Linked DNA regions of Homo sapiens: regions 1 and 3 are each linked to region 2. Evidence: chromatin loops called from intact Hi-C (ENCODE). Cell type or tissue: B cell. All regions are shown on one strand. Region 1 overlaps DNMT3A (DNA methyltransferase 3 alpha). Region 2 overlaps LINC01381 (long intergenic non-protein coding RNA 1381). Region 3 overlaps DNMT3A (DNA methyltransferase 3 alpha).

The links. Hi-C counts contacts between places; a loop is a spot of excess contacts. Peaks named below come from ENCODE experiments on the same cell type or tissue, not always from the same donor. Only the 100,000 strongest peaks of a DNase experiment are listed, where the experiment ranks them.
Region 1: a loop joins it to region 2, with 8 times the contacts of the local background. A loop is called at or near these places in 3 of 110 quality-filtered maps.
Region 3: a loop joins it to region 2, with 5 times the contacts of the local background. A loop is called at or near these places in 5 of 110 quality-filtered maps.

What each region holds. Positions count from the first base shown.
Region 1 is chr2:25,298,084-25,306,083 of GRCh38, reverse strand. DNMT3A (DNA methyltransferase 3 alpha) reads left to right here. Exons shown (of 23, transcript NM_022552.5): 3 at 5,841-5,945. Among named protein-coding and RNA genes, the nearest start is that of MIR1301, 27 kb to the left of the region's middle. RefSeq lists an enhancer at 1-487. In B cell, no CTCF peak of the experiment used is centred here; DNase peaks (open chromatin) are centred at 2,852 and 4,463.
Region 2 is chr2:25,206,409-25,214,408 of GRCh38, reverse strand. It overlaps LINC01381 (long intergenic non-protein coding RNA 1381), which reads right to left. Exons shown (of 2, transcript NR_132378.1): 2 at 5,207-5,435. Among named protein-coding and RNA genes, the nearest start is that of LINC01381, 6.1 kb to the right of the region's middle. In B cell, no CTCF peak of the experiment used is centred here; DNase peaks (open chromatin) are centred at 3,465, 3,968, 5,008 and 7,178; H3K4me3 peaks cover 631 bases; H3K27ac peaks cover 1,344 bases.
Region 3 is chr2:25,273,233-25,281,232 of GRCh38, reverse strand. DNMT3A (DNA methyltransferase 3 alpha) reads left to right here. Exons shown (of 23, transcript NM_022552.5): 5 at 5,690-5,733; 6 at 6,146-6,292. Among named protein-coding and RNA genes, the nearest start is that of MIR1301, 51 kb to the left of the region's middle. RefSeq lists enhancers at 2,590-3,179, 3,180-3,769, 4,360-4,951, 5,575-5,794, 7,683-8,000 and a silencer at 3,672-4,301. In B cell, CTCF peaks have their summits at 3,619 and 3,823 (motif pointing left); DNase peaks (open chromatin) are centred at 1,832, 3,992, 5,852, 7,702 and 3 weaker places; H3K4me3 peaks cover 3,120 bases; H3K27ac peaks cover 7,291 bases.

The DNA.
Region 1 (8,000 bases), 92 kb before region 2:
TTTCACTGAATTCCATGACCACAGACAGTCCCTGGGAGGCCAGCCAGCCAGCTGGCAAAGGCTGGGCATGCTTCTTGTCCCAGGGGGCCCGGGCAAGTAGCTGGCTAGATCCGGCAAGTTCATCCCCTCGACTCAAGCACCAACTCGAGACATCTGCTCAACCGATGCTGGGTCAGTAGCATCCGGTTTAAGTACTGAAGGGAATACACGTATGTCAGGCTGGCTGTCTCTAGGTGAGGGCCTCAAGAGACATAAATCTCTTGTGGGGAGGGGTCCTGTGTCTGGGCACAGCCAGCCCAGAGTGTCTGTGCCTGTGAATGCCAGTGTGCCTTGACCTTGGATTGCCTGTATCTTTATGGTGTCACTGTGTGTGTGCCTGTTGACATGGTAGGGTATAGTGGCATGTTGCAGTAGAAAGACCGATGGACTGGTAAACAAAAGATGTAAATTTTGGTTCTAAAGGCCTCCTTTCCTGGCTCTCTGATCCCTGCAAGTCAGATAATCTCTCTGAGCTTCAGGTGTTTCATCTGTGTAACAGAAAAAAATAATACCAGCTCTGCTTTCTGTAAAGTGTAAGAATACAATGAAATAACATATGTGAAGATGCTTTGTTAATTACCACGTTCAGTGCAAATGTGAGAGATTATTATCGTCATAGCCCAGCGCATCAGAATGAGACGTTGTATATGGCTTAAAATAATCCATCCAGTGAGCAGTGTTGAAATGTAGGTCAGATCGTAGCCTCAGATGTTTAGAGAGAGGAACCACCTAATCTCACAGGCCACCAAATGTGAAGGTGCTTTGAAAGCTGCAAAGAATGACATAAATGCAAAGTGACAATTATGTTTAAGTCTAGAAGGGACGTTTTAGTCCTCTTGTTTCCTAATCTGGAATCGTAAAGATCCGAGAGGCACTGGAACCTCGTACACAGTTGTATTTGTACGGGTTTGTAGATTTGTACGTGTGTCTCTGTTTGCGTCTATGGACTCACGTCAGGCACCTACTCTGTGACAGTCATTCATCAAGTGCCTGCCTTGGACTAAATGCATCCGTCTAGGCATTCTGGATGCCAGCATGAATCAGACACCCACACTTCCCTCAAGGAGCTGACCGTTGCCTTGCTGGGTAGGGGAACTATAGGAGAGGAAGGGTCTTTCAGCTCAGTCTAGGCAGGGGATGGGAGGAGGGGGCCTAGGGGCAGGGAATCCAGGATAGGAGGCTGGAAAAGCGAGTAACAGTTTGCTGATAAACCTGAGGGGAAGGTGGTGTGGTCAGAAGAACAGTCTATGCCTAGGGGCTGAGGCCGGAAGCAGTTTGCTTTCGCGCTTGGTGCTGTCTGTTGGGACCACAGTGTGGAGAAGAGACCAAGGCGATCCAGCCAAATCCTGGGGACCGCCCTGCACATGAGCTGAGGAGCTTGGCTGGATCCTCCTGGCCCCCGGGAACCCCCGTGGCAAAGGTTTAAGCTCTGCAGAGTGGCATAATCAGCTTTGCATTTTGGAAAGCTCCTAGAGCCCCAGTATTGCCACATATCTTGCGGCAAGAGCGCCCGCCAGATGTTGGGCTCTGTGTGATAGTGAGGGATCGCTGCATATGGTGGGCGGCGTGCTGGGATTTGCACGAGGCAGGGAGAGGGGGATGGGGAGGATGGAGTGGGAGTGAAGTACGAATCAGGATGTGTGGAGCGGGGGAAGGTAGCAGTTCTCGAGTGACTATCACGTGTCAGCTTTTGCTACATCACCTCATTTAATTCTTATAACATCACTGTGAAGTAGATATCATCCCATTTTATAGATGAGGAAAGCAAGACTCAGGGAGGTTAAAGAGCTTGAGGTTACTCCTAAGCAAAGAGCAGAGCGAAACTCCCAGCCCGGCTCTGCCCTCTCCAAAGCCTACGTGTCTGGAATTTCCACCCCCTCCCCTCTGCGCTGGAAGTGTGGACGAATTCAGTCCCCTGGCTTGACAGATGAGGAAACCAACCTGGGCTCAAATCTGTTCCCGCGAACTGTGTTACTGTTCTTCAGCTGTCCCATGTCACCACGGATCAGATTCTTTTCTTTCAGAGTATTAGCAACGCCTCCTAATTCAGGGCTACTTGCAGATTTGATAAGCATGTTTTACATTCCTTTGCTCAACCCATCAGCAAAGATATGGAATAAAACAGACCCCGTGACAGATGCGAGAATGAACCACTTGCTACGCTTCCTTGGAGCCATTGAGGGGCACGGCCCAAGCCATCTGCTCACCCTTCTTGGCGTGTTAGCCCCCTCCCTCCGCAGAGGGAACCTCAGGCAGGCCCAGAGCAGAAGCATCGCTTCCCGCTTTGCCCTAAGACTCCATCGCGGAAGAGTTGGCAGAAGAGAACATGCTTTTCACAACGCTGCTCTTAGGGCCAAATGTCAAGGGGAAGGGCCAGGAGTTGTTCAGACCTGGCTCTCGTGGAGACTCCAAGCACGACCCAGAAGCATGCGGGGCCTGAATGCTGGGCCAGCCGTAAAGCTCCTTGCACCAGGTGTGGGGTACACACAGCACCCCTGCCTGGCACTCCCCGCCCTCTCTGGACCTGTCAGGACCTGGAGAGGTGGCCTGGCACCGGGGGGTCCACCCCTTCCTCCTGGGCTGGGTTGCACGGAATTGAATCCAACAGGGAAAAAAATGTGCCGAGCACCTACAGGCCCTGCACACGTGGTGTAGGTGAGAGATGCCAGCAGGACTGCATATGGCAGAGGGGTGGCCTGTCGGGGCCCCCAAAGGCTTTCTCCGCATGCCCAGTGGAAGCTGGTGCCCATCGTGAAATGTCAAGCGTCTTTATTTTTAGGTCATTGCTGTGTGGTAACTGTGGTTCCCTTTCACTGATCAGACGCTCTGGTTGGCTTTCACATCTCTGATTAGTTCAGAATAAAAGAAAGTCAAATGACTCCCTCTGTCACAAATGCAGCTTGTTAAAGAAATAGTTTAAAGCCCAGAATTTATGGGCAGTAGGAGTTTTTCCAGAATCTGCCCTAGGCGCTGGGGATTCAGCAGTAAACAAAACAGACAAAGGGGCAGACCCTTTGTGAAGCTGTCTTCTCAAAACCTGAGAAGCAGACAGGATGGACACCTCCCTACCCCCATTTTATGGATGAGGAAACTGAGGCTCCGAGAGGCTGCTCCTGTAACTAGGAAATGGACAAGCTGGGCTCATGCCCACTTTGCTTTTTCCATGACCTCACATGACCCCTAATGATTTTACAAGTGCTGATCAAGACGGTGCCCATTTGGCACTGGTTGAATCGGATTAGAAGCCCCACCTCAGCCTGAAATTCTTAGCAGTTGTGTAGATCCAATCAGAACCTTCACAAATACTAAGCTGCACTGGCAATACGTCCTCTCTGTGTGATCCTTTCTTACACTCGGGGGTCTGGGGTCTTCAGAAGATGGTTCAGAAGCAGCAGGCCTCCCCTCCCATGGGGCGTGTGCCCTTGGGCACCCTGAGCCCTCATGAAGGCTCCCGCGAGTTTGCTCCTCCTCCCACAGCCTTTCTGCCCTCACCGCCCGTCTGCTGTGCTTTCCTGAAAAGAGCCCCTGAAGGATCTCCGGCCTCGGGGCTGGCCTCTCCCTCCACAGACGGCACGGGGCTCCCCAGTCCCCTGGCATCCTTTCCAGATGCTTCCTCTGCTGTGCTCCTTAAATTGCCCTCTTTGGTCCTTCTCCAGCCCTCACTGCCGTGTCACTCTGCACAGCTTAGTGACAGTGCTCTTGAAGGTCAGCCATTCTGACCCCTAGCCAAGCCTCCTCATCCTCAGTATCTTTCTCAGACAGCTTTGGTCTCCAGTGTTGGCAGCCCTCCCCTTCCTTGCTCCCACAACACACCAGGGTCCTCTTCTGCACCTCCGAGCATTCTCTCTCTATCTCCTGTGTGAGCTCTGCCTCTCTCCAGCTTGACTGTGGCCACCACCTATGCTAAGACCGGGCACCTCTGTTCACCCTCCATGTGCATGTCTTTGGAGGCCTCCCAGAACTTGAGCCATGATGGTCTGCCCTGCAGACATGCCTCAGCTGGAGGATGGATGGAGGGGCCAGGGATGCTCTTCCCGCTGGTCTTATGTCTACAGCTGGTCACAGTAGGTTTCCATTTGTGTGTCCCACTGTCACCTAAAAATTAATGTGGCAAACCACAAGGTATTTTGCAATCACAGAAAATGAAAGTTGAGTAGGTTGTTGAGGGCCATCTTACTCAGGTCTCCAGGAGAGCTGTGGACCCTCTTCTACCTCTGTGCTGCCAGCACTGCCCTGGGTTGGCCCCTCCTTGGGGAGGGCCCAAAAGCCATCTTTGGCTCCTGACATCGTGCAGGGTATGAAGAGCAGCCTGTGGCCCATCTGCAGGGTCAGGACGTCTTTCTCCCCACTTCCCCAGCATCATTTCTGCTGGGGATTAGTCATGCCAGAGCCCAGCTGAGTCAGAAGGGACTTGTGGGTGGTTTGTGGCCAGGCTGGAGTAGTGAGGCAGGACTTTCTAGGTTTATGTCTCTGTGCCCCAGGAGACAAGCATGTCAGGGCCCAGCCGTGCACAGGTGTTATGTGAGGGGCGGGGAGTAAAACAAACTTCTGTTCCAAACTCGGTGAATGCAAGAGATGGAGAGGAGCTGAGATTCGGTCCCTGAGATCCTCCTGCAGGCTGACAGGCATGCGCGGTGCCAGCTCCACATGGCAGGGGTGTTCACAGCTGTACAAGTCCTCCACTTTCCATAGTTGTCCATTTCGAGTATTGCCTGGACTTCAAATAGATATTGCTAAATTTAATATTTCTTTTCACTTGATTTTCTTTTTTTTTTTTTGAGACAGTCTCGCTCTGTCTCCCAGGCTAGAGTGCAGTGGCGTGATCTTGGCTCACTGCAACCTCTGCCTCCCAGGTTCAAGCAATTCTCCTGCCTCAGCTTCCCTAGTAGCTGAGACTACAGGCGCGTGCCACCATGCCCGGCTAATTTTTTGTATTTTTAGTAGAGATGGGGTTTCATCGTGTTAGCAGGATGGTCTCAATCTCCTGACCTCATGATCCACCTGCCTCAGCCTCCCAAAGTGCTAGGATCATAGGCGTGAGCCACCATGCCCAGCGATTTTATTTTCAATAAAGGTGATTCATTAAGTAGATCACAAATGTAATTGTGTATCTGTGAACAAAAGCTTTCTCATATAAATAAACTTTTAACTCAAATCCTTTATCAGAGCTTGTGTTATGATTTTATGGTTCGGAAAATGTGGTCATAAAGAGAGAGAGATGCCTTCCGGGGGGACAGCAGCGTCTGCCCTGAAGTTCCCCAAAGGATGTATTATTTATATATATATATATATATATATATATATATATATATATATATATATATATATATATTATATTATTTAGATATATAAATATATATCTAAATATATATCTAAATAATATATTATTTAGATATCTAAATAATATATTATTTAGATATCTAAATAATATATTATTTAGATATATATATGGGTGTGGGTATTTTTATAGAGATGGAGTCTCACTATGTTGCCCAGGCTGGTCTCAAACTCCTGGCCTCAAGGGATCCTCCTGCCTTGGCTTCTCAAAGTGCTGGGATTACAGGCATGAGCCACGGTGCCTGGCCAAGGATATATTTTAAGTGGGGCTCTGAGGGGTGCCTCAAGCCTCATCAGGCAGGAGGGGAGTTGGTGGGGGCATATTACACAGCCCTGGAAGTGTGGCTCGTGGGACAGGAGGAGGCTGGGGCTGGAAGGGAAGCCAGGGCCAGCCCCAGACAGGCCTGGAATGCTACACTGCTGGGATCCACCTCTGGCCTCACAGGCTGTGTCTGTGCCTGCAGGACGGAGAGGAGCAGGAGGAGCCGCGTGGCAAGGAGGAGCGCCAAGAGCCCAGCACCACGGCACGGAAGGTGGGGCGGCCTGGGAGGAAGCGCAAGCACCCCCCGGTGAGTGTCACATCCTACACACCCTCCTGTGCACACACACAACACACACGTGCCTGGCCTGTCGATGGCAGTGATGTATGTCCTGCAGGGACCTGGAGACATTTAAGACCAGGTGATGGGGTATACCCCTCCAGCTGCAGGTACCCCATTCTTCAAATCCCACCCTCACATTTCCCTGTTTTCTTATTTATTTATTTACTTTTTTACTGAGACGGAGTCTCACTCTGTTGCCCAGGCTGGAGTGCAGTGGCGTGATCTCGGCTTACTGCAACCTCCACCTCCTGGGTTCAAACAGTTCTCCCACCTCAGCCTCCCAAGTAGCTGTGATTACAGGCACGCGCCACCATTCCCGGCTAATTTTTGTATTTTTAGTAGAGGCGAGATTTCGCCATGTTGGCCAGGCTGGTGTCGAACTCCTGACCTCAAGTGATCCGCCCACTTCAGCCTCCCAAAGTGCTGGGATTACAGGCATGAGCCACCGCGCCCGGCCACATTTCCCTGTTTTCTGCATAGAGAAGTGGAGGCCCTGAGAAGCCAGGGGACTTGGCTGGTTGGTCTTGGGCCTAAGACTTGGACCAGGCCCCTGACTCCTGGCCTCCCTCTGGAAGGGAAGCAAGAGGGCCTGCCAGAATCCCAGGCTGGACTAAGATCTCCCTGGACTATCTATGAAGGCCCCTCCCTACCACACTCTCACCCAGGGTCTCAGCCCCCACCTGGAGGAAGGGAACTGAGGCCTGGGAGTCTGATCAAATGGGAAGGGGGAGATGCAGGCTGAGGAGTCTCTGTGAGGCAGCAGGAGAACCAGGGCCCTGGGGAAGGAAGTCCTGCAGGCATGTAGGCTGCAGGGCCAGCCCCAGCGCCAGGCTTCTGGGAACCAGTGCCGCTGAGGCCTGGGGGCAGCTCTGGAGAACAAGACCCCTGGGCTGTAGGAGCCTAACTGGTTTATGTCTTAAACTCAGATGTGGAGCAGTCATTATTTCCCAGCACCAGAGACAGCTGGTTCCTTTCTTTTACCCCCCTTCCAGCTGAGAATGGTAAACTTGGAGCAAGAAGGTAAGGGGGAGTCAGAGGCTCTGGATTTGTTACTCAGCCCTTCAAAGAAATGTTCTCAGCAGGCATGGAGCCCAGGACTTGCTCCCTTTGGGTAGAGAGCCGGGTTGAAGGTGACTGAAGTGAAATGGGACAGTAGAGGCGGGGGGGGTGGTGAGTTCCTGGAGGTGGGGGGTGTGGGAACCTGCTGTGTACTGAGATGCACCCCTGCCAGTTCTGCCTGAAGATTTGAGGCGGGGGGCAGGGGGGCGGAGTGAAGTCATTTTACTGGTAAGTAATTTTAAACCTTTTAATATTAAAGCAAACGTGGATATGTAATGAATGAAATTCATTCTGGAATGAAAAATTCACGTGATGTTGAAAAATAACACGGGGCTTCAGAGAGGACTTTCTGGCTGGCAGCAGACTCCAGATTCCCAGGGCCCCTGCACCCTCCTCTGCCCACAGGGCACCTTAATGGAGAAGGTGTGGGAGGAGAGCCAGGCCGGAGTCAGAGCACACTGGTGACTCCACATTTGCAGCGTGCCCTGCCTCTCTCCTGAGGCTTGGCAACGTGCAATATGCTAAGCAAACTCCCCCTGTCCCCGTCCAGTTTCTGAGGACAAGAGCCACCACCTGTAGCAAATAAAGACCCAGCAACCCTTTGACTCATCTTTGTGAGTCTCTGGAATCAGAGGGTAGCCACATCGCTGAGAGGTGGAGTGAAGCACTCGGGTGAAAAGGTACAAGGAAGTCAGGGACAGGAGTGTGGGGACATCACCTAGACAATGACAGAGAAGAGGGGCACAGCCGAGTGAGGGGAGAGGGGCCGGCAGTCCTACATCCCCTGGCCTGAAGCACGCTCCAGGGCAGAAGGAAAAACACTGTCTTTGGGGTCCAAGAGACCTGAGTTCAAATTCTGGCTCCACCACTGACCACCTGTGTAACCTTGAACTGCTGCTGCCTGAACCTCAGGTTCCCCTTCTAAAAATAGAGGAGAAAAGGATGCATTTCTCCTTGCCCCTG
Region 2 (8,000 bases):
TGCGAGGCCAGAGACTTAGAAATTATTTCTCTTTGTCTCCCTCTGTACATGTTCTTACCTAATTACTCATCACACTTGTCCACTGAATTTAAAAAATTAGAAATTAAAGAAAGGCATAAAGAAGAAAATAAAATACTGAACCACCTGGTGGCTACATGAGTATGTTATCGAAACTCAACTAATATAGGTACAGATTATTGTATGCAAAGTATAGGTCAATAAAATTTTTATTTTAAAAGTTTATTTTAAAAATCCCACCACTACTGACATTTTAGAATATTTACTTCTCAATTTTGTTTTTTTTGGGGGTTTGGAGTCTCCCTCTGTCGCCCAGGCTGGAATGTAGTGGCACGATCTTGGCTCACTGCAACCTCCACCTCCCAGGTTCAAGCAATTCTCCTGCCTCAGCCTCCCGAGTAGCTGGGATTACAGGCGCACGCTACCACACCCGGCTAACTTTTTGTATTTTTAGTAGAGATGGGAGTTTCACCATGTTGGTCAGGCTGGTCTCAAACTCCTGACCTGAGGTGATCTGCCTGCCTTCGCCTCCCAAAGTGCTGGGATTACAGGCGTGAGCCACCGCGCCCGGCCTACTTCTTGATTTCTTATATATAGCATACATTATATTATAGATACATGGGTAAATATATATGTGTATATACATATAAATGTATATGTCTATAAATGTAACATTTATATAGAAGGTAAATGTATATACAATGTAGATGTATATATACATGTAGATGTATATAAACATACATATGTAAGTCTGTGTGTATATATACACATATGCATACACACACAAACACATTTAGAGTTTGTTTTGTAAATAAAAATGGATCAAGATGTGCCATTCTTTGTGAGCTGGGGCTTCTGTAGATGTGGCTGGCTGGCATCTCCACCTTCAGAAGGCCTTATGCACTCCTCACTATGGAGCTGGGCTGGGCCCGCTGGACCCCGAGCCATGCCACGGTGCTTCTTGAACTGGAGTCACTCGGGGTGGGGAGGCAGCCTGCCCCACAAAAGCAGCACCCCCTGGACTTAGCCACGCCTCTCTAGTCAGCCCCTCTGGAAGGGCCTCTCAGGCCCTGGGGATCCTAGGCAGAGGACGCTCTAGGCCTGTGGACAAGCCTGGGAAAGAAGCCAATAAAGGAGCAATTTCGAAGTGAGAACGTCCAGAAACGTGCTGATGGCCTAGGTGGGAGGAAGGCCCAGTTGGAGGAGGAGAGGGAGGGCAGTGGCATGGGTTAGGGTCAGGAGATGTGTCAGGCGGAACACAGAATCCTGTCTGGCTGATAAAATGGGGCTTGGCAGAGCTTGGAATAGATAGGGAGGGTTAAGAGCTGCGAGGCGGAAGATGCTTGAGGTGGGATTGATGAGAGGAAAAGGGTCCCAAGAACTGCCATCTGGATTTCTGTATAGCTGAAGGCCATATGCAAAGGTCTGGCTGCGTAGAATGGGCTATCTACATCCAAAGGGCAGAGAGAGGGGCCCCTCAAATGCTGGATGGAGCAGCAGGAGCTGCCTTCATTTCCAGCATGAAATTGGGCTGCTGTCACCATGACAGAAACTTTCTGATCAGCTCGTCCTCCACCCCTTGAACCCCAGCAGTCGAATCATACTGTGCTTGTCATGGTGACATATTACGGGACCAAGTGCGTAACAGAAAGTAAATGGACTCTGAGAGAGTCCAGAAGGATGCCTGGATTGTTCGCAGAATTGAACAGACCTTAGGAACTGGAACTAATACTTGATTCTCTCTCCTCTCTTCTCGCACTGTCTCTCTCTCCTCTCTTGCTCTTGCTCTCTCGTGCTCTCTTCAAGTCTGTCTTGTTTTTGTTTGGCTCTGCTTGGCCTCCTCTGTAAACAGTCTGACTCCAGGTGGGGGAAACTTGCCCCCTGACATCCCTGAATTCACATGCTCCTAGCTTACAGCCTTGGTGGAATTTTCCCCAGAGCCTTCTATCAACTCCAGAGAAGAATTCTGACTGGTCCTGCTCAGTCTGGCACCATCTCATTATTGGGTAGTCTGATTGCCCAGGCTGGAGGGCTATGGCTGAAGGACCAAGGGCAGCCTGTTTCCAGAAGGAAATGGGATGGAAAGGGGCTGGTCAGCACTAAAACAATAGCAACCAGAGGCCGTTACACATGGTTTTCAGGATAAAGTAAAAAAAATCGGCCGGGCACGGTGGCTCACTCCTATAATCCCAGCATTTTGGGAGGCCGAGGTGGGTGGATCACGAGGTCAAGAGATCGAGACCATCCTGGCCAACATGGTGAAACCCCGTCTCTACTAAAAATACAAAAATTAGCTGGGTGTCGTGGCACGCACCTGTAGTCCCAGCTACTTGGGAGGCTGAGGCAGGAGAATCGCTTGAACCCAGGAGGCAGAGGTTGCAGTGAGCCAAGATCGCGTCACTGCACTCCAGCCTGGCAACAGAGTGAGACTCAGTCTAAAAAAAAAAAAAGTCAAGATAGCAGAGGCCCTCCATCAAAGAGCATGCTGTCTAGTTAGGGAGATGAACTTGGAACAACAGAGGGCAACAGAAAGTGCTACTGGTGGCTGTCCTCAGACCACTTTGAGACCACTCAGCTCTTGAAAAAATTAGAGTACAAACATGGTATCCCTACTCTGTAACCAATTAACTCACATTTTTTAGGCCACAGCAGCTGGAGGAATCAACCCTAGGAAGATGGATCCTAATTATGGCAGGAGTGCAGTGTGGCAAAGCAGAAAATGCAGACAGATTGAGTTTAAATCCTAGCCCTCTACCAGCTGTGATAATCAACTCAACCTTTTTAAAGACTCAGCAAATAAAATTGACACAATTAGTAGCCTCCTTCCTAGGCTGTTGTGAGGATTAAGATATGTATATTAGGTGTTCACTAGAGGATATAAACGAGTACTCAATAAATGAGATGTAGCCAGGTGCGGTGGCTCACACCTGTAATCCCAGCACTTTGGGAGGCCAAGGCAAATGGATCAGTTGAGCTCAGGAGTTTGAGATCAGCCTAGGCTACATAGTGAAACCCTGTCTCTACAAAAAGTACAAAAATTAGCTGAGTGTTGTGGCTCGTGCCTGTGGTCCCAAGCTACTTGGGAGGCTGAGGTGGGAGGATCGCTTGAGCCTGGGAGGTTGAGGCTGCAGCGAGCCAAGATTGCACCACCGCACTCCAGCCTGGGAGACAGAGTGAGACTCTGTCTCAAAAAAATAAACAAGTTGCAACCTTATGGTACAGTATTAAGACTTATTACTAACAATGACTCTTGCTGCTGTGGGCGGAAAGCCACCCAGGTGCCGAAGCAAGAGACTGAAGGCACAAACTGTTCCAGTATAATAAAGAAAATAGAATAAGAAAAGTTATACTAGAAATAGGATATAGAGATGATTATATATGGATATTATCAATCATTAGTTTTAGTATTAATCTGTGCTTTACTATTATAACCGAGGAATAACCAGCCAGTACAGTCAGGAGCTGAAGGAACATTGTGAGAAGTGACCAGAAGATAAGAGTGTGAGCCCTCTGTCAGGCCGGACATGGTGGCTCACGCCTGTAATCCCAGCACTTTGGGAGGCCAAGGCAGGCGGATCACGAGGTTAGGAGATCGAGACCATCCTGGCTAACACGGGGAAACCCCATCTCTACTAAAAATACAAAAAATTAGCTGGGTATGGTGGCGGGCGCCTGTAGTCCCAGCTACTCGAGAGGCTGAGGCAGGAGAATGGCATGAACCCGGGAGGCAGAGCTTGCAGTGAGCCGAGATCGCACCACTGCACTCCAGCCTGGACGACAGAGTGACTTCGTCTCAAAAAAAAAAAAAAAAAAAAAAGAGCGTGAGCCCTCTGTCACGCCCGGATAAAGGCCGCTTGTGGGCTTGTGTTCCTGGGAAGGCACCTGTTACTTAGCGGACCATGAAAGGGGGTTTCCCTTTCCTTGGAAGAGTTAGAGAACACCTGCTCCACCAGCCTCTTGTGGGAGGTTGGACATCAGCCAGTCTACCCACAGACATCCGGAGGCTTAAACGTCTCCCTGTGGTGCTGTGCTTCGGTGGTCACACTCGTTCACTTTCATGTTCTGCCTATATACCTGGTTCCCCTCTTAAGTCCTTAGAAGATAGCAGTAGCAGAAATAGTGAAAGTATTAAAGTCTTTGATCTCTGATAAGCACATAGAAAAAAGGCTGATGCATGATGTCCTCCCTCTGCTTCAGCTACCACAAAGGGAAGGGGCCCCCTGTCCGGTGGACACGTGACTTGCTTGACCTTATCAATCACTTGACATGACTCACTCTCCTTATCCTGCCCCCTTGCCTTGTATACAATAAATAGCAGTGCATCCAGACATACGGGGCCACTACCGGACTCTGCACATTGGTGGTAGTGGCCCCCTGGGCCCAGCTGTCTGTCATACTCTCTCTTAGTCTTGTGTCTTATTTTTCTACAATCTCTCGTCTCCGCACATGAAGAGAAAACCAACAAGGCGCCATAGGGCTGGACCATACATGCTGCCACAGTGAAATTGTTGGAATCCCAGCCCCAGCTCCTTCCCTCTTTTCTGAGTGATCCTTGCTTCCCAGATGTCACCCCAAGATGCCTTTCCTGGGCAAAAGTAAGGAATCCCAGCCCTAAAAGGCAGATGGGCAGGATACTTTGAGGACCTACTTTGGGCTGGATGCCTGGCAGCTGGTTTGGCTGCAAGGCCCAGAAGCCCACTAAAGCTGCTGAAGTCAAGGGGGACTTAGAATAACCATGACAGCATTTCATGGAATTCAGTTGTAGGAGGCAGGATGGGCATCAGCGTAAGCAGGGTTTCCCAGGTGGCTGCTCTCTCTGTCTATCCTTCCATCAGGGACTGTGTATGCCCTGCCTCTGCCCTTCTGTTGATCGGGTTCCTTCCCTTGCCCTCGGTCACTGATTTCCAGCTGGCACCCTCATGGCTGACCCCAAAGGTCTCATGTCCCAGCCTTCATAACCTTCCAGTCCTTATACTGGCACCAACTGACTCTGTCTCTGACTTCACACCAAGTTTCTGGGACAGAGACTGTGGTTGCCTGGCTTGGATCAGGGTCACATGGGTTCAATGAGCCGTGACAAGTGATGGTAGAAGTGCACTGTGGCACTGCAGCCTCGACCTCCCAGGCTCAAGTGATCCTCCCACCTCAGCCTCCCAAGCAGCTGGGACCACAGGCACAGGCCACCACGCCTGGCTAATGTTTGTATTTTTTTGTAAAGACGGGGTTTCACCATGTTGCCCAGGCTGGTCTTGAACTCCTGACCATCTACTGACAAGGGATGGCTTCTTTCTTTGACAAGGGAACACTTCTAGCGGTGAACACTTCAGAGCTGGCATCCCAGGCTCTCTCCTCAGCTGCCTGTTCAAATCTGTGCTGGGTTGGTGGGCTGCCTTGTGTTCTAGCTTGGCTGATAATATCTGGAGAAGAAGAAGAAGAAGAAGACGTGTGAACACTTTGAAATCGAAATGTTGGTGTTAGTTTCCTAGGGCTGCTATAACAAAGTACCAGAAACCAGGTGGCTTAAAACACAGAAACTTATTGTCCCACAGTTCCGGAGGCTTAGAAGTACAAAATCAAGGTCACAGCCACTTTCCCTCTGTGTCTGCGTCCTCGTATGGCGTTCTCCTTTTTATGGGTATCCACATTTCCCTCTGTTATTTTTATTTATTTATTTATTTATTTATTTATTTATTTATTTATTTATTTTGAGACAGAGTCTTGCTCTGTCGCCCAGGCTGGAGTGCAGTGGCGCGATCTCGGCTCACTGCAAGCTCCACCTCCTGGGTTCACTCCATTCTCCTGCCTCAGCCTCCCGAGTAGCTGGGACTACAGGCGCCTGCCACCAAGCCCGGCTAATTTTTTGTATTTTTTTTTAGTGGAGACGGGGTTTCACCATGTTAGCCAGGATGGTCTCGATCTCCTGACCTCGTGATCCACCCGCCTCGGCCTCCCAAAGTGCTGGGATTACAGGCGTGAGCCACCGAGCCCCAGACTATTTATTTATTTTTTTGGAGACAAGTTCCCGCTCTGTTGCTCAGGCTGATGTGCAGTGGTGCAATCACGGCTCACTGCAGCCTCCATCTCCCAGGCTCCTCCCCCATCAGACTCCCAATAGCTGAGACTACAGAAGTGAGCCACTATGCTCGGCCCATCTCCCTCTTATATAGACACCAGTTCTATTGGATTACGGCCCACCCCAGTGACCTCATCTTAACCTGATTACATCTGCAAAGACCCTATTTCCAAATAAGGTCACATTCACAGCTACAGGACTTCAATCTATATCTTAGGGATTTACAGTTGAGCCCGGTTATAAGTGTCCACACTGGGTATGGTGGTGTGTATGTATAGTCCAGCTATGTAGGAGGCCAAGGCTGGAGGATCGCTTGAATCCAGGAGTTTGAGACCAGCCTGGGCAACATAGTGAGACCCCCATCTCAAAAAGAAGAAAAAGACTAAAATGTCCGTAAATAAAATGTAGTGGGAATACAGCCATGCTCATTCTATGGATCGTTGTGACAGAGACTATACACAAAGCTTAATATATTTACTATCTAGGCCTTTACAGAAAAAGTGTACCATTCCCTGCCTTAAAGGATGGGGTGGGAGTTCACAGGACAGAGAAGGCCAAGGGCGTCTTAGGCTGAGAGGACAGCAAAGCCAACCACAGCAAAGGTCAGCAGTACAGCTGGTGGACGGTGGTCCTGGAGCTCTGGAAAACAAGGCATCTCAAGAGTTCGAGTTAAAATAGAAAGCATCTTGAGTTGAACACCTTCAGGATCATGGCTTCAGCTTTTCTCCCTGGTGGAGAGGACAGTGTGGGAACTGGAACCCTTTCACACAAGCAGCCCAGGACGTATCTGGAAGGAGAAGAGGCCTGGGAGGAGCCCAGGATGTCTGTGGAGTGACCTCAGCTGGTCCACTGGAGGGAAACCCAAGTCAGGCTGACTGTTTTTCTCTGGGAGAGCCAAGGGAACCCCAGGGGCACTGCGTTATTTGCTCCTTTCCTGTCTGATTGCATTTTCCTCTGGCTGCCCCAGGGAACCTGTTTCTGAGCCTGATGGTCCACTTCCAAAGACCAGGCCTCTTGCAGCGGGAAATGTTTGGGAAGCCCCTTGTGACGTCTCCTCCCTGCCTGGTGGAGAGACTTCCCTTTTTGGTAGTAGCTGGTCTGTGAGTGGTGAGACCACAAAAGATCAAGGGACCCCCCGGAGGGTTCACTTTTTCAGTGTGTTTGTCAGCTGACTGTGCTCAGGGAGGGCCTGGAGGATGTTACCTGAGTTTGGCAAAAAGGACCTCATAGTAACCTTGCTAGGTAGATACGGCAGGGGAAATTATCCCCGCTTGACTGTTGAGAAACTGCAGTTCAAAGAATGTTCGTTGATTTGCTCAAGACGGTATGGCTAGTCCTGGCAAGGCTAGGCGGCATCTCTGCCTTCTGCCATCCTGGCCCACCATTCTCTCCTTTCTTTCACCTGCCTTTTCTAGCTCAACTTATCCCCTCTTTTTATTTATTATTTTTTGAGACGGAGTCCCGCTCTGTTGCCCACGCTGGAGTGCAATGGCGCGATCTTGGCTCACTGCAACCTCTGCCTCCCAGGTTCAAGCGATTATCCTGCTTCCGCCTCCTGAGTAGCTGGAATTACAGGCACGCGCCACCATGTCCAGAGAATTTTTGTATATTTTTAGTAGAGATGGGGTTTCACCATGTTGGTCAGGCTGGTCTCAAATTCCTGTCTCGGCCTCCCAGAGTGTTGGGATTATAGGCCTGAGCCACCGCACCTGGCCTTCCCCTCTTTTAATTGATAAGATGACATAGCAGCATTAAAGATAAATATTTAAACTAAAATCTCTCGGCTGGGCACAGTGGCTCACGCCTGTAATCCCAGCACTTTAGGAGGCCGAGGCAGGTGGATCACGAGGTCAGGAGATCGAGACCATCCTGGCTAACACGGTGCAACCCTATTGCTACTAAAAAAAAT
Region 3 (8,000 bases), 67 kb before region 2:
CTCATTCAGTCCTGGTCTTGTGCCTTTCTACTATTTTCCGCTGTCCTGGAATGGGACTTGGTGCGGAGACGGGTCCTGAATTGTCTAGGCCTCTTGCACATATTCTGATACTTCCCGAGAGTGGGAAGGGCCTGAGGGGAGTGAAACAGATGAGGAAAGGGAGAAGACACCATCCTTCCCATTAACAATGCCAGGTGTGTGAGAGAACCCATCAGCCCTGCCCTTCCAAATGTGGTGCTTCCCATGGGCTGACTGCAGTTGACTTCGCTTCCCAGGACCCCACCATGACTCCTGCCGAGCTGCTACCCAGGGTCACGGCATTCCTTCCTGCCCTGAAGCATGGAGCCATAGCCCCAAAGCTGTTCTCTGGCCTTGAGGGTTTGTTTTCACTTTGGGATTTCCCTACTTCCATTTCTAGCTGTTCTCAAGGGCTCCTGCATCGATCAGTCAACAGGTGTTTCTTAAAACACCCATTCAGGGTGTGCTAGGATCCATACCAGGGACTGGGGAAACTATTATGAACAAAAACCTGCTTCTTGCCCTCAAGGACCTCACAGTCAGCTGGAGAGACAGACATTAATGAGAAATCCACCCTTAAAAAGATGAGATTACACATGGAGATAAGCGCTCTAAGGGAAGTGAAACATGTCCAGGGGAACTGCAACGAAGAACCTGAGTTGGCCTGGGCTGTCCAGCGCGAGCTGAAGGGCGAAGGGAGTCCACTGGGTGAGGGGTAGAGGGAGAGAGTGAGAACAGGGAAGAAGGCTCCCAGGTGGGAGGGAGCAGGGCACCCAGGGAACTGATAGATGTCACAAGGCTAGAGTGCAGAGAGCAAAGGAGAAGGGTGTGGAAAGTGCTGGGGCAGACAGGCCAGGCCTTCAAAGGTGGCTGCCGGGGTGGGGGGTGGGGGGGCGGGGAGGCGGGGGGTGGGGAGGCGGGGAGTGGGCAGTGTGTGTGATGTAATCAGCTTTGCAATTTGAAAAGCTCATGTCATCTGGATCCTGGGATGGAATGGAGGAGCTGGGAAGCAGGATGACATCGGAGGGGCTGATGAGCAGGATGGCAGCAGAGATGAAGGGAGGGGACAAATGCCAGGAACATGAGAGGTGAGGGAGAGATGCTGTCAAGGATGATTCCTGGGTCTGGGACTTTCAGACAGGTGGATCTTCCTTAGAATCTTAGTGCTGAGTGTGGTGGGCAAAAACTCTTTAAGTCTCCTTGACCTCCAAAATTTGGCCTTGAGGCTGGGCACAGTGGCTCATGCTGGTAATCCTAGCACTTTGGGAGGCCCAGGCGGGCAGATGACTTGAGGTCAGGAGTTCGAGACCAGCCGGGCCAACACAGTGAAACCTTGTCTCTACTAAAAATACAAAAAAAAATTAGTCGAGCTTGGTGGTGCATGCCTGTAGTCGCAGCTACTCCGGAGTCTGAGACAGGAGAATCACTTAAACCCGGGAGGTGGAGGTTGCAGTAAGCCAAGATTGTGCCACTGCACTCCAGCCTGGGCAATAGAGTGAGACTCCATCTCAAAAAAATACAAAAAAAAAAAACAAACTTTGGCCTTGGTACACTCCTGTGTGGTCCCAGCTATCCAGGAAGTATAGATTCTGGCAGGGATCAGAGCTGGTAGGATCCCTGAAGGCCACTGCACTGCCTGGAAGCTGAAATTGGTGAGATGTTACCTCGCGGGGTGGGCAGTGGCCTAGGCTCTGCCAATATGCAACGGACAGTGGCTTAATCAGGGTGTGGAGGCTCGGTCACGGTTCCAGCAGTCAGCTGACATAGAACACATGCTCAGCTGGTTGATTCAGATGAGGAAGGAGACTAAGGCCCCGGAGAGGATGTGGCTCGGCCGTGGTCTCCTTTCAGTTCCCCTTATTCCAGGTCTCTTTTCAGGGGATGCTCTCCTGGAACCCCTTTCATTAGCTCCTGTACAGCAAAAACAGACTTTTTAAGGCAGCGTTTCTTGTAGCCTGAGCATGTGCTGAAAGTACAGCCAGGAGAAAGAATCAGGAAGACGGGAGATGATGAGATGAGTGATAGGGACAGGAGCCAACACCCGACAGGCCTGTGCTTGTCTTGGGTCTGTTCCTGCCCCCGCCAGCATTAATGCCATAATGATGATGATTCAGGTGGCAGTGGCGATGTGGCTTTCCCTTATTGAGTATTGACTGTATTGGGCATTCTCTCTCCTCGCTACTCACAGTGGTCCATAGACCAGCAGTGTTGGCAGCACCCAGGAATTTAGAAATGCAGAATTCCAGGCTCCACTGAAGACCTGCTGGATCAGAATCTGCATTTTAAAGAGGGCCTCATGCTTCCCATGTATATGAAAGTTTCAGAAGCTCTGCTGTGTATTATGCCCCATGTGTGATCACGGGAGGAAGATTTTTTTTTTTTTTTGAGACAGCGTCTCATTCACTCTGTCGCTCAGGCTGGAGTGCAGTGGCACAATCTTGGCTTACTGCAACCTCCACCTCCCAGGTTGAAGCGATTCTCCTGCCTCAGCCTCCGGAGTAGCTGGGATTACAGGCGCCAGCCACCATACCTGGTTAATTTTTGTAATTTTAGTAGAGACAGGGTTTCGCCATGTTGGCCAGGCTGGTCGTGGACTCCTGATCTCAAGTGATCTGCCCACCTTGGCCTTCCAAAGTGCTGAGATTACAGGCATGAGCCACTGCACTCAGCCTGGAAGACTCTTATTATCCTCATTTTTCAGATGGGGAGACTGAAGCTTCAGAAAGGTTAAATTACTTACCCAAGATTATGCAACTGGTGAGAGACCGGATTAGGGTCAGCACAAAACCCCTCTCTACTCTGAGCATAGGGCCCCTTTTCAGGCCAGTGACTGCCCTCTGAGGTAAACCTGGCTACAGCCTGGTCATGGAGATTTGAGTTCATTTTAAAGAGAACTTGGGTGGCCTCTGGCTGAGTATAGCTCAGACTCGAAGGCGAGTGTTAGAAGCACCCTGGCCTCCCCTGCCCCCAAGTCCTGAGATGCACTAGGGTCATGTTCGGGCCTGTCAGGGCCACACTGGAAGGTCACAACCACCTGGCCCTGGCGGTGACCCTGGGCCTGGGCCAGGAGCAGTTGGGCTGCATAGGCCGTACTGAGAGAGCAGCTGACCCTCCCTGACTCACGACAAGTGCCGCATTCCGAGGCGGCCCGGCCAGGCTGGAAAGCGTGTGTGTCTGTGTGTGTGTGTGTGTGTGTGTGTGTGTGTGTGTGTGATCACTCAAGTGGGCATGCGCAGAGTCTGTCAGGGAGAAAATTCCAGAAAGAAGCCAGTTGGAAACTGCATAGGGAAAAATCGTTCTGTTTTGGGGAGCTTGGGGGGCTGGGAAATTAGGAAGGGGGTCACATTGAGAAATAACAGTAGTGGTGCAGCGGAGAGGGAGCTTGCCGGGGCATCAGGACCCCTGAAAAGCTCATCTCAGCTCCGGCCTTAAGTCACTCCACCCCCCAGGTCTCAGCTTTCTGCAAAATTTAAGTGCTGAACAAGTACTCAATGATCTCTGCAAAGCCTTTCAACCCTGATTTTCTAATATTCTAATGAATAAATAATTATCCGTAAAAGTAATTAAATGCCATGGAGGGTCCCAAGTAGGAAACGTTTGAGGTTCTAAAGCGGGCTGGGGAGAAAATGCAGTCGGAAGCCCCAAGTCCAGGTCCGAGAGCCAGCCCGGGGGTCCTCCACTCCCCGCCCTAGCCGCAGGGCTGACACAGTGGTTCCCAGCGCCACCGCGAGCCCCGGAGCCCCGCCGCGTCAGGGTCCGCCGGGACCGCCAGGCCGCCCCCAGGCCGCCACCTGATCGCGAGCAGGCGCCCCCTGCTGGGAGCCCGGGGCCTCACCGGGCAGAGCAACGAGGTCTGGGAGGAGGGGGAAGCCCTGGCCTGGGAACGGGGAGGCCCCGGACAGGCTGGAGGGGGCCCCCGCGAAAAAAGTGGGGAGCTGGCTGTGGTGGGAGAGAGGACGGAAAGGAAACAGGGAGGCAGAGCCAGACAAGATGGGTGAGACAGCCCTTAAAAGGCCGGTCACGAACAAAGCGCTGGCGAGTGCGCGCCCGCCCACGCGCACAGGTGCCCGCGACAAGACGCCCCGTCCCCGCCCACGCGGCCCCCGCGGGCTGAGCCCGGCGCCAGGCCCGCACCCACGGTGGCCCTCCTGCCTCCCTCCCCCTGGTGCTCCCGGGCCTAGCTAGCGGGAGTCGCTGTCACCAGGGACAGAACCACGGAGGACAGCGCTGTCCTGGGCGCCCGGGGTCAGCCCAAAACCAGTCCAGGACCCCCCTGTCACGAGGGAAGGGAGTGGCCTCCCGGGCTGAGGACCCGCGGCGTGAACACTGTGGCTGGCTTCCGCTTCACAGCCAGGAGATGAAGTCGGGGCTGTTTTTTCCGTTTCAGGCTCTTTGTCTCCCCCCACCCCAAGCTACCATGAGCCAGCCTTAGTGACCTTCCTGCAGTGGGCCCAGGCCCGATACGCTGTCGGTTCCCGACAAAGAAGCTCAGGGGCCCAGGTGGAAGGAGGGCTCACTTCCCCACCTCCAGCAAGAAGCTATGGGAGGCAGAATCAGCCAGCCCCGCAGCCTCCGGGGCGCTGGGCCTGGAAGGGGTGCCTGGAAAGGGTGGTGAGGACCTGGTGGGGAGTGCAGGGGGATGCCTGGGAGGAGCGCAGCTCCCCTCATGCTGGGGGCTTGGAGAAGCACAGGGAGAGGGCAAGGTCTCAATAGGGAAATTGAGACTTCCCTGCCAGGACCTGGAATCAGGGCCCAGTAGAGGAAATGAATCCTTAGGGAAGGAGAACCACACTAACATGTATTGAGCACCTACAGTATGCCAGGCCCCACAGTAGGCACTTAATGCTCACCATAACCTAATGATTTTAGAACATTTATCTACCTTGATTCAGTGGGAAAACAGGCCAGGAGAGGTTACAGAGGTCACACTGGAATCCAAACTCAAGTCTTCTAGATTAAAGGCTGAGCTCAGGGGCCTGAGCATGGGGCAGGGAGTGGAGGGACGGAGAATGAGATTAGTAATAGAATCATAATATTTGGACCTGCAGGCGGACCTTGGAAATCGCATCCAGCATCCTTATTTTCCAGATGAGGAAACTGAGTCTCGTAGAGAGGAAGTTGCTTCACCGGGGTCTTGTTCCAGTTGGCCCGGTACCCACCGCCCCCCAGTACATGCCCTTATGCCCAGAAGGCCTCTGCAAACACTCCCTTGCAGGGCCAGGGAGGCCGCTCAGGCTGGCCCTCTGGCCCAGGCCTTCCTGCACCCCCTCCTCCTTCCGCACCCCCTCTGCCTTCCTGCTCCTCCTTTGGGGAAGGAGGTCTCTTGACTGGGAGCAGCAGAATGGGGGTATTTTTAGTCCCCTTCTGTGTACCTGAGACAGAGTTGACAGGCCAGAAACCCAGCTCTGAATTTCCTCGTGTTCCCTCTTGCCTGGGCCTCAAGGCCTGCCCCTGCCCGAGTTCTTTCTCTGCCCTAGGCCCTGCTGGGTCCTCAGGGTCAGCACTGTGCCTGGCATGTGGTGGGCCATCATATTTAACACATGAACAGCTAAACGGCCAGAGGACCCCCATCCCCTGTGGCAGGGACCCCAGGCACAAGGTGGGGCCTGTGAGCCACTCCAGTAATTCTGCCGACCAACGAACTGGTCCCTTTGTTCTTCCCTCTCCACAGGCAAAGAACAGAAGGAGACCAACATCGAATCCATGAAAATGGAGGCAAGTGTTCCACCCCCAGGGGCTCTGTGGATCCTGATTCTAGAAGAAGGACACGGGTGGCGAGTGTGTGTGAGGGGGCGGAGGGTGGGCCCCTCCTCCTTCTTTACACATCCCTCTGTGGGAAGGAGAGGAAGTGGGCGTGGAGGTTGGAAGTCCCCCAACAAGGCAGCCGGCTCATCCCCCTCCAGAGGCCAGACGCCTCCCTTCGTGGCCTGTGGCCGTGTCCATGTGCCCCCCCACCCCCGCCACACATGCCCCTCGCTCCTCCAGCCCACACGGGGCCTGCCCAGCACTCCCAGGGGTGCCCTCTCTGGCCAGGAGCCAGTGTCCACATTGTGTTTGAGGCGAGTGCCTCCTTGGTGGGTCCGTCAGTGCCCACCCTAATGCCCTAATGTCTGTCTCTCTGTCCTAGGGCTCCCGGGGCCGGCTGCGGGGTGGCTTGGGCTGGGAGTCCAGCCTCCGTCAGCGGCCCATGCCGAGGCTCACCTTCCAGGCGGGGGACCCCTACTACATCAGCAAGCGCAAGCGGGACGAGTGGCTGGCACGCTGGAAAAGGGAGGTGAGGCGCCTTCTGGCCTGGGCCCCAGCCCGTCCTGCAGAACTGGAAAACCAGAAGTGATGGGCCTCAGTTTCCCCTTCAGGCTAACCCTTAGAACTTACTGGGAGCCTCTTAATCTCTAGTCATGATGACTGGTTCATCTGCTCCTTCAGCAGATGCTTATTGAACACTTACTGTATACCTGGCTGTGTACTAGACCCTGGGCGTATACGGTTCCTGCTCTCATGGAGTTGACATTCTGATGGGGGAGACAGGCAGAACATAAAGAAACAAGGGGCTGAAATAGAAGATAGCAGAGGCCTGCTTTAGTTGGGGTGGTCAAGACAGGCTTCTTGGAGGAGGTGGCATTTCAGTTAAGGTCTGAAGGAACCGAAGAGCTGGCTCTGTGAGGAGTGGGGTCAGGGAGAGTGTTCTAGGCAGAGGAAACAGCACCAGCAAGGCCTTGACTTGTTTGGCAAACTGTATGCCAGGGTGAAATGGCAAAGGAGAAAGGGCCAGATGCAGCCAGAGAGGCAGGCGGGGCTCCACACATCAGTTGGAGACCTGCAGAGTCTGCCCAAAAGCTGGCTTACTTCTGACAATACTGGGCAGCCATAGAAGGTTTCTGTGCACAGGAAGGATGTGATGTGGATTTGAGAGGCAGCAGTGGAGACAGAGAAGAGCTTTGGGGTGTATTTTGGAGCTAGAATAGCTAGGGCTTGCTGATGGACCGGCAGGGAGGGGAACTGGTGGACTCAAGGAGGACTCACAGGGGTCTGGCCTGAACACCTGGTGATGGTTGTGCCATTTGCTCAGATGGGAAGACCCAGGGGAGGATGAGTTTGGGACAGGTGGGAATTGAGGGCTCCGTGTGAGATGCCAGGTGCCTGGAGTCTGGGCTGTAGGGAAGTACGGGCGACAGAGGTGGGATTTGAGAGCAGAACCCTGGCATTTAAATCCATGGGAACTTAAGGGCTCAGCAAGGGGAGAAGGAGGAGAGACGAAGTCTCAGAACATGTCCATGAAAACCCCGACATTTCTGGGCCACATGGAGAGGAGGAGTGGCAGGCAGTAGGGACTGAGGGAGAAAGCAGTACAGAGCGGTGTCTGGGGAAGCACGGGGTTTTCCCAGAGGGTGGCTGCCCAGCCCTAGGGAAAGCTGAATTCACTGAGACATGCCCATGGCGTTGGACAACCTGGAAAGGAGCTGGTGACTTTATAGAGAAGCTTCTGTGGGGGTCGGGGAGGTGGGAACAGCCCGTGGAGGGCTTCAGCCATGCAGAGAGGTGAGAAAATGGAGGCTGAAAGACTGAGGAGGGAAATCAACTCGCCACGCACAATTTTTGAGCTGTCTTGTATGTTTGATTAGTAGAGAACTGGGTACAAAGAGAAGTGGGTGGTGACCTAGCTGCACAGGAAAAGAGAGGAAACTGCCACCACGTGGGGCACTTCACGTGAACTCAGCTCTCATTTCGTCTTTACCCCAGGCCTCCAGGGGAAGGCGGCCCTGTTTGTCTGTTCGCCTTTGTGTGAGAGCTTTCTCTAGAGAAAGTGCAGAACAGAGGCCAGGCGCGGTGGCTTACACCTGTAATCTCAGCACTTTGGGAAGCTGAAAGGAGGTCAGGAGTTCGAGACCAGCCTGGCTAGCTTGGTGAACCCCTGTCTCTACCAAAAATACAAAAAATTAGCCAGGCGTGGTGGCTCATGCCTGTAATCCCAGCACTTTGGG